Linked DNA regions of Homo sapiens: region 2 is linked to region 1. A link is a contact called in ENCODE Hi-C or POLR2A ChIA-PET data. All regions are on one chromosome and are shown on one strand. Each heading gives the region's core, a stretch centred on a gene start or an enhancer-like site at or near the end of the contact. The rest is flanking DNA. Distances are from core to core; before and after follow the strand shown. Region 1 has its middle 96 kb from the start of DDIT4L-AS1. Region 2 holds the start of SLC9B2 (solute carrier family 9 member B2).

What was found. Hi-C counts contacts between places; a loop is a spot of excess contacts on that map. ChIA-PET counts read pairs that join two places held with the same protein, here RNA polymerase II (POLR2A). Pooled maps may share reads with other maps.
Region 2: a loop to region 1 is called in a map of B cell, with 9 times the contacts of the local background. The contact joins the promoter of SLC9B2 here to the enhancer-like site in region 1. A Hi-C loop is called at or near these places in 1 of 168 maps with a recorded cell type or tissue (B cell) and 5 of 50 pooled maps. POLR2A ChIA-PET finds 5 or more read pairs at or near these places in 1 of 52 experiments (B cell).

The regions. Positions count from the first base shown.
Region 1 is chr4:100,091,699-100,095,554 of GRCh38, reverse strand. No RefSeq gene overlaps it. Among named protein-coding and RNA genes, the nearest start is that of DDIT4L-AS1, 96 kb to the left of the region's middle. Within about 2 kb of position 1,939, at least 7 of the 41 ENCODE cell types and tissues checked have a DNase peak (open chromatin) inside an H3K27ac peak, as active enhancers do.
Region 2 is chr4:103,074,740-103,078,595 of GRCh38, reverse strand. SLC9B2 (solute carrier family 9 member B2) reads left to right here and starts at 1,835. Exons shown (of 12, transcript NM_178833.7): 1 at 1,835-2,412. It overlaps BDH2 (3-hydroxybutyrate dehydrogenase 2), which reads left to right. Exons shown (of 10, transcript NM_020139.4): 10 at 1-1,004. RefSeq lists an enhancer at 1,836-1,955 and a silencer at 2,066-2,175.

The DNA.
Region 1 (3,856 bases), core at 690-3,189:
CAGACATCTTCTCTACCAAATGATGTCACCCCCTGTCTCCCATGAGCACAGATGAAATTAAGACCCCACCTTTGAATGTTCCTTTTCAGATCTTCTTTTTCCTTTCCTTACTTTGTTTTCCTTTGAAAGTGGCCATTGATGTTTTTAAAAAGGGTTCTACTAGTTTATCCGTTGTATCTATTTTAAGGCACTGTTGGGTGGGGAGATGGTAACGTGAGCACAAATAAATTACATCATTATCATTTTCTCCTACGTTGACCATGGTTAAGGTTTTAGTCATGCGCAAGTGACTTAAAATTACATAATATGTATTTTGGCAATCCATCCTTGCTGTAGTTCAGCTCCCTGAATTTCAGAAGAAATGGGCCACTTAATAAGCCTCATCCAAGGGACTTCAGAGTCATTTCACCTTCATAAATCCTTGGAATTTCTACATGATAAAACTAGATTATGCAGAAGGTGTAATACATGAGGATGAGGCATATTTCCAGCAAATACGTAAGCACTGGGAGACTAATAATAGCCAAACACCTTACTCTACTAACAATTAGGAGGAATATAAGAAGAGGGTGCTTTGGTGTTTGAAGCGTCTAAGCCTTGGTTTCTTATTTTACACTTTCGTTTGGAGGGCAGATTGTTTTGAGTCAACATAAAGTGACTTCAGCTGAAGGGAGACTGGGATGTTCACAGTGGGCCTATAAACATTTTTAAAAACATCATTCAACGTTGATTCTGCCTTCACGGAGAGCCTACACTACACCAGGCACTGGGTTGGGCACTGTGACAGGGCTGATTCAAATAAACCCTTATGATATTTCCCTGTTGCTAAACTTCCAGAGTATTGACTGGCAATTTTTGGCCAACCTTCAAGCCTGATACATTCTTCTTTATTTGTCAATCTACCCTTTTGGTAATGTGGTAAAGAATCAAGTGTTTCTCTTCAGCAGCAATTCATCAGATAATTGCTCACTTTATTTAGTTGATGTGGACACAGCCAATCTATGTCATTCTGGTCAAAATAATACATTTGCCCTAACATTAGTGTTTTTTGTTTGTTTGTTTGTTTTTACTCTGAATTAAGCACATGAGGCCCTCAACAGAACCTGCATTAGACATAGCACCTGGTGGACAAAATATCCCTAATAAGCATTTGCTTGATTACATTCAGGCTTTAATTTTATTATCTAGAAAAGTGCTATTTCACCTTTATAGGTTTGGATTTGGTTATGTACTTTAAAAGCTTCAGGTAAAACAATGAGTAGATTCCTTTGTGAGAGCCCTCACAGTAAAACCAGAAGGCTGAAGGATACTGAGAGCATAGCCTGGATTGCGGATCCTAATTGACCAGTGCTGTGGTCTTACCTGGGTCATTTATCAGCTGTAAACAGTAGGCAAATTGTTTAATCTGAATGTCTCCTTCCTAATATTAGCATTTAGAACAATAATTCCAACTGGATGAGGTTATTTTTGAGATTTAATAATATAATAAATGTAAAGCCCATGGCATATATCAGACTTTTAATACATGTTTATTTCCTTTTTTCCCTCTCTCCTAGCAAAAATTTAACTTTGTCTTGAAGCTTGCCAAATAAGAAGGCCCCCAAAGTTGCTTGCTCTTGCAAGGATTACAGACTCTCATATTCACTCAAGTACTTAAGAAGTGTCAGGCACATTCCAAACTCCAAAGGAAATTAAATGCTGTTCCCCTGCCACCCACTCTGTCCCCCAGGGACCCCAAGCACATTAAAATAACATTAAGGCAATGATTTAAGCTGAAAATTGGGCTGCCAGGGAAAGCACCAGGCCCCAGTTCTCAGAAGCTTAGCTATACCTATGGGCACAACAGGGTGGCTCCCCTGGCTGGCTGACGTCAGAGCTTAAAGTTGTTTTTACCCCTGGCATTTGTGGGAAGGAAAGGGAGGGGTGAGGAGCGCGGGTGCCTCTTGTTCATTAAAAAAGCCTTCTGGGGACCCCTAGTGGCCACCAGCTATCATAGGTTTCTCTGCCAAAAGAAATCATGAGGCCTCAGGAAAACTACCTGGGGCTTCAATTGTATTTGTCTTCGTTCTCTCCTCAGTGATCCAAGTTTTTTCTCGGAAGTTAGTGGTTAAAAGGTAACCACTTTGTAACAGGCCTGTACAGCTCTCAAGTTTAGAAATTGGAGTTACGGGTGGCATAGACATCAAAATGATGGCATCAAATTGAAGGAGAGCTCTGAAATCCTCTTTTAATCCTCACCAGGAAAGCAGAAGGCAGAGCAAGCAGGCTGAAGACTGACAGAGAAGCATTTGCATGTCCTCCATGAGCCCTGATTTTCATGGGAACAGCTGTCTCAGTGACTGCATACAAGGTCCCACTTCTTAGATCTGTTCCCGGAGACGCAAGAGAAGAAGTAGAATAATAAGTCAAGGCTGTCCTGCTCATAAACAAATGTCAGACTCTTGTAGCTGGTGTGTTTCTGCTTCCTGAGTCTTTATTTCCCAAACCCCAGTGAACATAAGCAATAAAGCTATATCATGCTGGGGAATAAATAATAAATGATTCAGCCTCGACTCCAGGCATGTGTGGAGAATAGATATGGACCCAGCAAGGATTTATATACACAAAGCACCACGACACTCCTGGTGAGAAACTTTTCCTTTCGGGGAGAAACTGAGAAAACACAAGTTTGTTTCAAAGTGGAACAGGGGGTGATTTTGGAAACAACATAGTGTTAGTCATTCAGATTAATCTTCAATTCAGCCCTCCAAGCCTCAGTTCTTTCCTCGCAATGATGAGGCCCAAAGCTAACTCCTCTTTCGGCAATTAAAGAAGAGAGTGCAACACCACACTTAACATCCACTAACAGATGAGGTACCAGAAGCTTCAGCGTAGCCTAGAGACAGCACACTAGGCATAGCTATTAAGGACCCACCTTCAGAAATTTGCAATCTTGTGTTGTTAAATTAAATAAGCAGGAGACCATTGGCCTGGGACTGTCTCATATTTTGAGGTCCTACATAACAAACCACAACCTAATCTAGTACATAAACAAGCCAAAACCTAACTTAGGAGTATATTTTCTTCTTGCGAGTAGCCAAGTTTCAACCAATCACAAACAGCTGACCATCAAGCCAATCACAGGGAGCCAACTGATCAGATCATGCTCAAATAAGGCAGATGCCTCAACACGCCGTGGCCCAAAAAGGCAAATGCCTAGCCGAAGCCAATCAGATGATTTTTTTTCTATTTTTCTTCTGTGTTCATCCTATAAAAGCTTACTGCTTACACTGCTGGGTGGAGCTCTTAAAACCTCTTCCGGTTCTGAGTATTGCTCAATTCACGAGTTGTTCTTTGATCAAATAAAGTCTGTTAAACGAATTTGTCTAAAATTCTTCTATAACAATATCTCTGGCTTTCTTGCTGACTGTCCTGCCTTAGTGGTCACTGGAGGTAGAGCTATCACTTGCGGCATTAGCTGCGACAGGAAACATCACCCCAGGCAGCCAGAACAGAAAAGGAAAATGGCAGACAGCACAGGTTTTCAAGGACTAGCTTGTCATTCATGAGTCCTTTGAGCATGCTTTTTGTAGTGGATTCAATGGTTACACCCCAGAAAGATATGTCTATGTCCAATCCCCTGGAACCCATGAACATGATCTTATTTGGAAAAAGGGATTTTGCTGATGTCATTAAATTAAAGGTCTCGAGATGAGATCATTCTGGATTATCCAGGTAAGCCCTAAACTCAATGACAAGTATCCGTATAAAAGACACAGGGATCAGACTGACCAACATGGAGAAACCCCACCTCTACTAAAAATACAAAATTAGCCTGGCGTAGTGGCGCATGCCTGTAATCCCAGCTACTCGGGAG
Region 2 (3,856 bases), core at 586-3,085, 3.0 Mb before region 1:
GATATTGTTGACCTGTTATGTTATGAAAAATAATCCAGTGTTTATACTTAACGGATGCCATCCCTTATTATTTACTATTTTCTTAGTCTAACTAAACAATCTTTATTAAAATAAGCAATGATATTTGACATGGGCCTAAGAAATATATAGTTAGCTAACAATATTGTCAGTTAGAGGGATTTCTTTTCTAAATTAAGTACAGATTTCTTCACCAAACTCCAGGATAACAGAAAAGAGGACATAAAATTTGGACATAGTTTCTGGATAAATAAATGTAAATTTAAATATAAATTATGTAACAGGAAACAAACGAAATTAAAGAAAATAAATTTTTCAAGAAAAGTAAATTTATGGATGTTAATTCTGTAACATTGTCAGGGCAAAGTTTTTTGTTTTTATTTTAATTTAAGGGTTTTATGTTTGTTTTTTACTTGTTGCAACCTCAAATGACCAAATGGTATGATGCACACTGAGATACTCAATAAATGTGCAGTGATTCTTAGCCTTTTTTCCTAGAACTTTAATATTAACATGGAAAATTCTGAAATGGACAACAAAAAGATAACACTTTGTGTATGGGGAAGAATATCATGCAGTTGATGACGGTACATTAAAATTCACACAAAAGGACATTTTGACTAGCATTCAGAAAGAGTCCATTGATTATAAGATTATCTATGAGGTTTTGGACCGGGCACTACACTACCGAATTATGGCTAACTTTGGTTTGTGATCTAGACCAAGTCACCCAATCTATCTTGGATTTTAGTTTTCTGGTTTATGAAATTAAGGAGTTAAGCTAAATGACTTGGGTTTCTTTTCGTGTATCATAATCAAAATGCTGTAACTTCTCTAGTGAATTCATAGAACACTGACTCTTACAAGTATGTCATGAAATACTTTATGCTGTGAGCAGGTATACATGTATAATATATGTATAGCTATGAACAAATAAATTTTAAATAAATGCACAACGAATTCTACAAAATGGGCTCCAACATTAACAAATGATCTGAGTTAGTCTTTCTCACAGCCGACCATAAACTATAAAACATTTTTATAAACACTATCAGCAATAAAAACGAAGTAAAATCTAGCCAAAAAATTCAATGTTCTCCAAAGTCATGTTAATCAAATCAGGTGATATATTAATGAAGTACATATGACTAAAAGGAAAAATATATGTCATTCCTGTGGTAAGAGGAAGCTGAATGTCACTAGAAATTTTTACAAGCTTTAGGAGAGGAAGAGTTCCGTTTAGGAAAATAATCATTTCAGATGATCTGAAGAAGGGTATTGGATGGAACCTATCCAATAGGTTCATCACAAAAGAGGACCTGAGAGACAAGAATGAATGGTTTCTGACTGGTGGAGAAATTTGAGGATAATCTCCCTTGCTTGAAAAGCGGTGATTAAGATTGGCACTTGCTTACAGGAGTGAAAAACAGGTAAGGGGTGCGCGCGTCTTAACACACACAAGAGGAAATACAGAGAAAAGGAAGACACAAACATGAAATGAGAATTAAATGAAATAGAATCACACTGCTGATAGAAGGGTTAAAAATCTAAAATACAACAAGAAGGGCAGGTGTTAAGCGATAAAGGGGGGCAGAACAAGTCTTTTATCCGGCCATTTAATTGGTCACCTTAAGAAAGAATCCTATCTTCCCACCGCAGCTGAGAAGACACTTCTAAGAGGTACAGCTAAAAGGTGGAGGACTGATAGACAACTTAGAGGTTGGTTTCGGGAACGATAAAACAAGTAACGGGCTGCCCGGCCTGCGCCGCGGAGTCCCGAGGAGCCTGCGCTGTGCTCCTCTCGCGGTGTCTCGTCATCTCCGGGAAGACTCGGCGCCTGGGTCCGCGCTCTCTGGGTAAGCTTTCCGGGAAGCTTTCCCGGGAGCTCGCTGGTCCTGGCCCCAGAAGCCTGCGGACCCGCCCAGGGAGGATAAGCAGCTGAAAGACCGCGCGGTGCCGCTCCGAGGCCCCGGGACGTGGGCCCATGGTCGGCCTGGCGCCACCTTTCCGGGGGAAGCCACGCGCACCAGGCATCGCACGCGGCTCTGCACCCGCGCCGCCGGACCTGAAACCCGGCGGAGGGCACACGGGGCTGCCGCTGCGGGCCCCGGACCAACCCATGCTTACTCCGGAGCCTGTACCGGCGCCGACGGGTCGGACCTCCCTGCGCGGTGTCGCCCAGCGGGTTCGTGCGAAAGGCGGGGCCGACTACACGCGGTGCCGCGCCCTGAGACCGTTTATCTGCAGTCAACGCAGCCTCCCGGCTCAGCCTGGGAAGATGCGCGAATCGGGAACCCCAGAGCGCGGTGGCTAGACCGGGCTCCGCCGCCTCCCCCACAGCCCCTTTCCTAATCGTTCAGACGGAGCCTGGTCGACTTCGCCGGAGACTGCCAGGTGAGAGGCCCCAGAGACACTAAGGGTAAAAATAAACCCAGCGCCAGCGGCGGGTACCCTGTAGGCCTGCTGGACCGGAGACGCGAGCGAGGGGCCCAGCCTTTTCTGTTTGTACACCCGGTGACGGGCGCGTGTCTGTTTACTGTTGTAAGGTGTTGGCGTGGGTTTTCTTGCTTGCTTTTATTTTAGTTCTCAGATTAACCAGAGGGGGTGTTGCCTTTGTGGACTGGGTTAGCATCCTCGAGGTGCTAAGAATCATCGTATGCTATTGACTGAAGAATATAACCTTAAGACAGCAGTAGCTGCTGTAAGAGATAAAGTAAAACATCTCAGTAACTAAACATAGTTCAGGCTTATTTCTCGTTCATGTCAAGTCCATTCACGTGTTCAGCTGTTGGCCTTCTACTCAATTATTCAGGAACCCAAACTCCTTTTATATTATGGCTTTGCTATCCCCTAAGACCTTGGAGTCCTTAGTTTCCAGGCAACGGACAGAAAAAGAAAAGCTACTAGAGGATTGCATGAGGATTGTTTCTTATGGGTGAGGACTGGAAATCACATACTATTTATGTCCACATGCCATTGACCAGACTTCAGTCACATGCCACACTGACCTGCAAGGGAGACTGGAAATGTACTATGGACCCAGGCAGAAGAGTAAACGATTTTGGTAAACACATATCAGTCTCTGACCATCCCTTAAAGGGCAGACTGCATCTTAGTCATCTTTGTTACTCTTGTGCCTATCACACCAGAGAAACTTGTTAAGGCTTTGTGAGGCCGAGGTGGGCATATCACCTGAGGTCAGGAGTTCGAGACCAGCCTAGCCAACATGGTAAAACCCCATCTCTACTAAAAATATAAAAATTAGCTGGGCATGGTGGTGCACGCCCGTAATTCCAGCTATTCCGGAGGCTGAGGCTGAAGAATCGCTTGAACCCAGGAGGCACAGGTTGCAGTGAGCCAAGATTGTGCCACTGCACTCCAGCCTAGGTGACAGAGCAAGACTCCATCTCAGAAAAGAAAAAAAAGGAAATGAAACTTGTTAAGGGATGGGGTTGTTATGTGTCTAAAGTTGAAACTTAACCATATTTCATTGTGATTGCTTAGGAATCATTTATCATCCTTTATCATCCTGTAACTAGATTACAAGATCTGAATATAGGAACTATTTAAGACCGTTCACTTCTGAATCCTCAGCTCAAGGACTGGGACGTAACAAGAGCTTAATAGCTCTTGTTTGTTGAATGAATGAATGAATCATCAGAGAGGAAAACGAGGGAGACAGTTTGTCAATGTTGGAGTTAGGAAATACTGAGAAGGTGACATTTGAGTTAGATTTTGAATTTCTTCAAGTAGAAAAAGCAGAAATGAAACTCCAGGCAGCAATAGTAGTGATATTTTATTGTTGTTGTTTTGTTTCATGAGTGGAAATTTGGAAAAC